Linked DNA regions of Homo sapiens: region 1 is linked to region 2. Evidence: read pairs that join two places in POLR2A ChIA-PET (ENCODE). Cell type or tissue: Caco-2. All regions are shown on one strand. Links, peaks and the distances in the headings refer to the core of each region. The heading gives the core; the rest is flanking DNA. Region 1 overlaps AGPS (alkylglycerone phosphate synthase). Region 2 has its middle 25 kb from the start of MIR4444-1.

Region 1 (4,400 bases), core at 71-4,070, 220 kb before region 2:
TCAGTCTTACTCTCCCTGTCCCGGACAACTGTCCTCCAGATCTGTCATTATCTGAGGGGTCCTAAGACAGGCAGTCACTAAATACTTCTCCCAGCCACTAAGTTGTGACTGGGGAACTTTACTCTTTTCACATGGCTTTCTAATTATGCTTGAAAGCCCCACTCCTTTGTTAGGGAGAGACATTCTAGCAAAAGGAGGGGCCATTATACACTAGAATTAGGAGAAGGAAAAAGGGTAAATATATACACAGACTCTAGGCATGCTTACCTAGTCCTCCATGCCCACGCAGCAATATGGAGAGAAAGGGAATTCCTAACTTCCGAGGGAACACCTATCAAACATCAGGAAGCCTTTAGGAGATTACTACTGGCTGTACAGAAACCTCAAGAGGTGGCAGTCTTATGCTGCCAGGGTCATCAGAAAGGAAACGAAAGGGAAATAGAAGTGAACTGCCAAGCGGATATTGAAGCCAAAAGAGCCGCAAGGCAGGACCCTCCATTAGAAATGCTTACAGAAGGACCCCTAGTATGGGGTAATCCCCTCCGGGAAACCAAGCTGCAGTACTCGGCAGGAGAAACAGAATGGGGACCCTCATGAGGACAAGTTTCCTCCCCTCAGGATGGCTAGCCACTGAAGAAGGAAAAATACTTTTGCCTGCAGCTAACCAATGGAAATTACTTAAAACCCTTCACCAAACCTTTCATTTAGGCATTGATAGCACCCATCAGATGGCTAAATCATTATTTACTGGACCAGGCCTTTTAAAAACTATCAAGCAGATAGTCAGGGCCTGTGAAGTGTGCCAAAGAAATAATCCCCTGCACTGCAGGCCATACGTTTCAATCCCTGTATCTTTAACCTCCTTGTTAAGTTTGTCTCTTCCAGAATAGAAGGTGTAGAAGTATAAATGGTTCTTCAAATGGAGCCCCTGATGCATTTGAACTACTGCGGACCCCTAGACCGGCCTACTAGCCCATGCTCCAATGTTGATGAGATCGAAGGCACCCCTCCCAAGGAAATCTGAACTGCATGACCCCTACTATGCCCCCAATTCAGCAGGAAGCAGTTAAGAGCGGTCGTCGGCCAACCTCCCCAACAGCACTTGAGTTTTCCTGTTGAGAGCCGAGACTGAGAGACAAGACTAGCTGGATTTCCTAAGCCGACTAAGAATTCCTAAACCCAGCTGGGAAGGTGACCGCACCCACCTTTAAACACGGGGCTTGTAACTCAGCTCACACCCAACCAATCAGATAGTAAAGAGGGCTCACTAAAATACAAATTAGGCTAAAGCAGGAGGTAAAAAAAAAAAAAAAAGTCAAATCATATATCACCTGAGAGCATAGGGGGAGGGACAATGATTGGGATATAAACCCCAAGCATTCTTGCCGGGAGTGGCAACCCCCTTTGGGTCTCCTCCCATTGTATGGGCTCTGTTTTCACTCTTAAATCTTGCAATTGTGAGAAAAAAAAACAAAACAAAACAGTAGTTGGGTTTTTTTTGGTTTGTTTTACTTAAAATAATGATTAAAAAAAAAAATCAGCAGTAGCCCCTTCTACTTTAAGTGACAGGTAGTTGGGATTGCTATCTTTGCTTCCGGCAAACCCATGGAAAAAATGAACCCCATAAAGTTTGGGGGAAGAGAAGAAAGCATTAAAAGCAGGACCCAATCACAACAACAGAGGTTCTCAAACTTTCTGGGAGTATAAACATCACCTTGGGTACTTACTTTAAAAGCAGAGTCCTTGGATGCCACCCTAGACCCAGCCCATGATTACAATTTCTAGCACCCTCAGAAAATTCTGATGAGGGTCATCCACAGACCACATGTGGGTAAGCATTACCTTAAGACATGAGAAAAAGTTAAGAATAGAAGCCTCATCTGTTGAATAGCCACAAAGGAATACAAAGCTTTAATGTAAATTGTTTACAATTAAGTTGCTCTCACCCAAACCTTACCAAAATCAGGAGACTGGAATTGAGAGAGAGAAACGGAAAGGAAAAACTTTAAATTCACTTCACTATAGGAGAGGATGGCCCTGAGTAGAATTCCGCAAGAAAACAATGGGCAGCAAGAGGGCAAAGTGGCAGCACTCACCATGTGGGAGACAGGGGAAAGAGATAACAGGAAATGGAAATATGATTACATGACAGAGGAGGTGGCATAAATCTATACCCAAATCTTACAAAGGACTATCTGGAAGGAGAAATGAGGGCTATACAGAGATCATATTTTCTGATGCAAATTTTAGGAAGTTTGATCCGCTATGGAAATTTGCCTAGTTCATGTATGTTTATAAAAGTCTTAAAAAGTATAAAAATTAAAACAATTATTTATCAAATAACTTTCCTTTAGCACAAGAATATATTTATTCAAATTCCAATGTGTGGCCACCAAGGCCACATATCACACATAGAAGCAAGCAATGGTGAGCCATGACTACTAAGAGTCATGGAGAAGAGTTTCAAACCAGAAATAGCACAAGAATGACCAAACATCATGTGTGTGATACTGACAATCAGCCTAAAACACAGTACGAGAAACTGCTGATGTTCTACACTTTTTGGGTTCTTACCTTCCTTCCTAATGCATAAGGTGACATTTACTAGAAATTTGTTTTCTCGCCAGGCACAGTGGCTTGTGCCTATAATCCCAGCGACTCAGGAGACTGAGGTGGGAGAACCACCTGAGGCCAGGTGTTCAAGACCAGCCTGAGCAATACCTCAAGACTCTGCTCCAAATTTTTTAATAACCAGGCATGGTGGCACATACCTATAATCCCAGCTACTCAGGACAATGGTTCTTGAGCCCAGGAGTTCAAGGTTACAGTGAGCTATGATCACACCACTACACTCCAACCTGGGTAACAAAGCAAAACCCCACCTCTTTTTTTTAAAAAAAAAAAAAAAAAGGAAATTTGTTTTCTCTATTAAAATGTCATTATTGCCACTGAGTACCTCCTACTTCTTGCTGTGCTTCCATCTTCAGAAACCAATATAGTTTGAATATTTGTCCCTGCCCAAATATCATGTTAAATTGCAGTCCCCGGGGCTGGAGGTAGGGCCTGGTGGGAAGTGTTTGGGTCATGGGGGCAGATCCCTCAAGGTTTGGTGCTGTCTTTACAACAGTGGGTTCTCATGAGATCTGGTCATTTAGAAATGTGTGGCACTTCCCCCTCCCACACCCAACCTCAACTCTTGCTCCTGCTTTTGCTATGTGAAGTGCCTGCTCCCACTTCATCTTCTGCCATGATTGTAAGCTTCCTGAGGTCTTCCCAGAAGCTGATGCCAGAGTTATGTTTTCTGAACAGCCTGCAGAACCGTGAATTAATTAAACCTCTTTATAAATTATCCAGTCTCGGGTATTTCTTTATAGCAATGCAAAAATGGTCTAATATAGAAACTATTTTAGCACTCTATTCTTATTACTCCTTTCTATGTAGTTTACTGCAACAATGACAGTATTGCATAACACTATAAAGCTAAGGGCTTTACAATCATTACCTTATTTCCTTCTCACTTTAATCCTGTGATGTAGGTGTCATTACCCCTATTTAAAACATGAAAAAAATGGTCCAGAAAGATTCAGTAACTTGTCCCCAGTCACAGGAACAGTACATGATACAGCTAGGATTTAAACCATGACTGTCTGGCTCCAACACTCCTAACTAGGAAGCAAAGATTTCAGTATACTCAATGATGGCCACACAAGGAGTACAAATTATTACAAGAGCTCAGTGGTGTTCATCTCTAGCTGAAAGAACCCTTCATTGTGGAGGCATTTAAACTTTCCCTTCTTTGGAAGATGGTAAAATTTCAATAGTCAAACAGAGGAAGAAAGCACAAGGATTTTCCCATCTAATAAGCAGCATAAAATTGGCTGAAGCATAAAGCACATTCAAGAAGTCATAGAGAACAGCTGAAAGCCTTGAATGCCAAATAAGAGATTGTTATTACTTCAATAATCAATAGAGAACAATAGAATCAAAACAGTATTTTCCATGTTCATTGCTTCTACCAAAAGTCAAAATCTAGCAGTGTGTACTTTAAAACTTTGTTGATTCTCCAATGTGGATGAAATCCCAATTCTTAAACACAGCACCACTCTACATTTTCACCTTCTTTAACAGCTGTTCCCAGACACATTAAGTTATGACAATTCCTTATACACACCATGTCCTCTTATGTCTTCCTGTATATATCCCCTGTCTAAAATGCCCTTCTCTCCCTGGAGGCAACCAGTCTAAAAGTCACTTCTATAAAGCCTTTTCCTATCTTCTTCAAGAATTTATGGCTCTTTCTTCTGCATACAATGACTACAGCTACATCATATCTTTTATATATCTATATATCTCCACTGACTGTCAATCATTTTTGCAATGTTAGAATGTAGCACAGCACA
Region 2 (4,400 bases), core at 137-4,136:
CAAGATCACACCATTGCACTCCAGCCTGGGCAAGAAGAGTGAAACTCCGTCTCAAAAAAAAAAAAAAAAAAAGGTGTGAAATTTAGATATTAATTGTGTTTTGTTCATCTAATTAGATGTGTGAGTTAAGGAGTATAAAATAAGCCACTAGCTACTTTCTCACAAGATACAATAAATCTATCAGACTGAAGAGCAAAACAGCATCAGTTGTAATCAAAATAATATATGATATCATGTCATGATGTCAGAAGAATACATTACGTTATTTCCAAGGGCTCTCCTCAGAAATTAGATTGGGAGATTGGCTAAATCCTCAGATCCTACCTGTCCCTCCACAAGAAAAGCTAAGCAGGTATCTTGCAATACACAATTTAAGGTGAAGCCATAATGATTACCTAGTTATCTCTCACTGTACAATTCGTAACATCTTTTTTTTTTTTTTGAGACAGAGTCCCACTCTGTCACCCAGGCTGGAGTACAGTGGTGCAATCTCGGCTCACTGCCACCTCCACCTCCCAAGTTCAAGCAGTTCTCTGCCTCAGCCTCCCAAGTAGCTGGGATCACAGGCGCCCACCACCACGCCTGGCTAATTTTTGTATTTTTGTTAGTGACAGGGTTTCACCATCTTGGCCAGGCTGGTCTCGAACTCCTGACCTCATGATCTACCCGCCTCAGCCTCCCAAAGTGCTGGAATTATAGGCATGAGTCACAGTGCTTGGCCAATTTCTAACATCTTTACACCATTCGATTTTATCTTTTCTCTGCTCAAAATAAGCACTGCAGTATAAGCTATTGAATGTCAATAATCAATTCCTTGGCAAGATTACCTGATAGAATAACAAAAATTGCTCTACAACAAACAAAACCTTTGATCTCTCATAAGAGATATATGCAGCCACTCACTTCCAAACATCAGTATGTCATCAGTAATCAACAAGCAATATTGACAATGTCCCTAGAAACTCATGGAAAGGCCTCTAGGCCTAAACAGAGTATAGTCAGTCCATTGCCCTCAACTGCCTACAGCAAGATATGCAATTCTGTGATTTTTATTAGGATAATCCCCTTGTAGACATTGTTGTGGCTTTTTGGGACTCCCGAATTCTTTGCCCAGTGTGGAACATGCATCAGAACCTTCAGTATCCCTTTCCAATATCTGTCCTCCCTAAGGTGCACCCCTCCCATTATGTGCACACCCCTTAGATGGATGTGCAGGAGTGTCCTCACAAATATTTGAGAGGCCCCTTCTGGTGTGTGGGTGAGCAGGAGGTCAAAAGAGAAGGTGGAGCCAGCCTGTAGGCAGTGGCTTCCTTTTGTACTTATGCCCCAGGTCCTGTAAATATTACCTGTTTCCCTGGATGGAACTGGAGTGGGCCCCACAAGGGGCTAGGCCTAGAATAGAAAGTTGTCACTGCATAGAGAAACTGAAATGTGTTGTTCTTTTTTAGGGTTCATGTAAGGATCAATTTGCCACTAGCCTACTTCCTTGTGGAAGCTGCATATTTGAATCTTCTGGTAAATTTATATGATTGCCATAGAATAAATTTTTATTTAAACCATAGGTTATTTATATATCGTGTCTTACATAGAATTTAGAAAATCTATTTCCAACTGTTACCCTTATATGAGATAGATGGACAGACTGAATGTCTCTCTATCTCAGACATACTATAATCTAATTCCATTTTAGGGAGCAAAGATTCTTGTTATACGCACACAGAATGAAAGTTGGGGTGTTCCATTTGATTACTATAATTAACGTATCACACTGCTTTTGAGAATTCAAGGAAAGCACTCTCCTCAGAGAAAATGAGAGATGGCCTTTCTGTTCTCCAAACTTTATGACAGGCATATATTTATCAGAGACATCGTCTACATTTCCTGAGATTCCCTCTGCCCTCACAGGACTAGCTGCTGTCTCAGCCATGCGCTCAGCTATCTGACCACTTTGGGACCTGCATGGTTTTGCTGTGAGGGGCTGACCAGTTGCTTATCCAGGATGTTGGCCCTTCTTGGCTGCTGCCATGCCAGTCAGGCATTTCGAGTTTCTGTCTCCTTTCATCACTTGAGACTTGGATGAAACACCACACTAGAGAGCATGGTATCTGGCTTCCCAAATGACTGCTGAGGGATCCGGATGATGCAATGCAGAAAGCTGGGTGTTAACCACACTCGGGATGAACTTTGGCCTGTAGAAATAGGAGATGCTGGGAGTGTGACAGATCAATTACCCCACTTCCTCCTCGTTGCCTGACTGCCTTCTCCTTAACAGTTTTTTCATGTAGCCTACCCATGCATTGCTTCCCATCCTTTCCTGCCACATCTCCCTTTTTCTCACTCTCACATTCCCAGGCTTACCCCTAAACAAATAAAGCAGTAGCACCCAATCTCCCTCAGAATTTGTTTTCTAGTAAACTGGGCAAAAAGGCTCACTATATGAATTGAGAAAGATAAAATTCTGAGACTGTAAGGTACAAACTCAAGTAGCCTTAGGAATAACTGATAAAGACCTATTTTTAAATCAGTATCTTCAAGTGGCATGTATAATAATAATTGTTTCAATATTATTTTGGAGGCACTATAGTGCTTGGATATAAATTTCATTTCTTTTCCCTTTGACTCCTAAGACTCTCCCGTATATCATAATTAATCAAGTATAGGTGCAGCAATATGCAAAGCCTTGAAAACACTAAAAGGGGTTATGACATTTTCTCTGTCCCCTGTCCTCATAATATAGTTATTAGAGGGAGACCACATATAAGTAATGACTTGCATGGTTTACATTAAAGTGCTGTGCTGCAGAGAAATGGGGAAATAAATGAAGGTCTCAAGTATCTAGGAAGACTTCATGATGGAGATGAAACTTTCAAAGGGAGTTTTAAAGGATGAATAATACCTGAATTGGTAGAGGGGAAACAGAAAGGTGCTCCTGGTGAGTTTCAAGTCCAAGTGAAGATGTGGAAATGAAATTGCGTATGGTACTTGTGATGGACTCACTATTTCTGGATTCTTCGTAACGGCATCCCACAGGGCTGCAGATCCTCTAAATCTCATTTATAGAACCTAGGTTAATCTATATGATATAAAGAAGATTCATAATCTGATCACTTTCTTTTTCTTTCTTTTTTTTTTTTTTCAGACAGAGTCTTACTCTGTCACCCAGGCTGCAGTGCCGTGGCACAATCTCAGCTCATTGCAACCTCAGCCTCCTGGTTTCAAGTGATTCTCCTGCCTCAGCCTCCCAAGTAGCTGAGATTACAGGCACATGCCACCAGGCCCCACTAATTTTTTGTATTTTTAGTAGAGATGGGGTTTCACCATGTTGGTCAGGCTGATTTCAAACACCTGACCTCAGGTGATCCACCTGCCTAGGCTTCCCAAAGTGCTGGGATTACAGGCATGAGCCACGGCTCCCAGCCACAATCTGATCATTTTCTTAAAACAGCAACAATGTTCCAGTATATAATCTGTGAAGTTTTGTTGGTCTGTGATTTGGTTTGGCTGTGTCCCCACCCAAATCTCATCTTGAATTCCCACTTGTGGGAGAGACCCTGTGCGAGGTAATTGAATCATGGGGGCAGGTTTTTCCCCTGCTGTTCTCATGATAGTGAATAAGTCTCACGAGATCTGATGGTTTTAAAAAGGGAAGCTTCCCTGCACAAGCTCTCTTATCTGCTGCCATGTGAGACATGCCTTTCACCTCTCGTCATGATTGTGAGGCCTCCCCAGCCACGTGGAACTGTAAGTCCATTAAACCTCTTTCTTTTGTAAATTGCCCAATCTCGGGTATGTCCTTATTAGCAGCGTGAAAACAGACTAATACAGTTTGGGAGTAAAATTAGAGAATTTAATTTTGGCTGGGCATGATGGCTCACACCTGTAATCCCAGCACTTTGGGAGGTCGAGGTGGGCAGAATGCGTGAGTTTAGGAGTTTGAGACAAGCCTGGGCAACATGGCGAAGCCCTGTCTCCACAAAAAATACAAAAATTAGCTGGTTTTGTTCCTGCATGCTTGTAGTCCCAGTCACTCAGGATGCTTGAGGCAGGGAGGTTGAGGCTGCAGTGAGCCGAGATTGTTTAACTGCACTCTAGTCTGAATGACAAAGCGAGACCCTGTCTCAAAAAACTTTTTTAAAATTTTATTTGAGGACAGCTTATTTGAGAACTCCCAATTCAGCATAAAAAGCTTTACTTGGCCAGGTGCAGTGACTCATGCCTGTAATCCCAGCGCTTTGGGAACCTGAGGCAGGCGGATCATGAGGTCAGGAGATCGAGACCATCCTGGCTAACACGGTGAAATTCCATTTCTACTAAAAACACAAAAAATTGGCCGGGCGTGATGGCGGGCAACTGTAGTCTCAGCTACTCAGGAGGCTGAGGCAGGAGAATGGCGTGAACCC

The links. Peaks named below come from ENCODE experiments on the same cell type or tissue, not always from the same donor. Only the 100,000 strongest peaks of a DNase experiment are listed, where the experiment ranks them.
Region 1: POLR2A ChIA-PET joins it to region 2 with 9 read pairs; 3 of 35 experiments call an interaction of 5 or more read pairs at or near these places.

What each region holds. Positions count from the first base shown.
Region 1 is chr2:177,406,303-177,410,702 of GRCh38, reverse strand. All of the region lies in intron 1 of AGPS (alkylglycerone phosphate synthase), which reads right to left. Among named protein-coding and RNA genes, the nearest start is that of AGPS, 16 kb to the right of the region's middle. In Caco-2, for the core only: no CTCF peak of the experiment used is centred there; no DNase peak of the experiment used is centred there.
Region 2 is chr2:177,185,549-177,189,948 of GRCh38, reverse strand. No RefSeq gene overlaps it. Among named protein-coding and RNA genes, the nearest start is that of MIR4444-1, 25 kb to the left of the region's middle. RefSeq lists an enhancer at 1,724-2,923. In Caco-2, for the core only: no CTCF peak of the experiment used is centred there; DNase peaks (open chromatin) are centred at 1,278 and 2,158.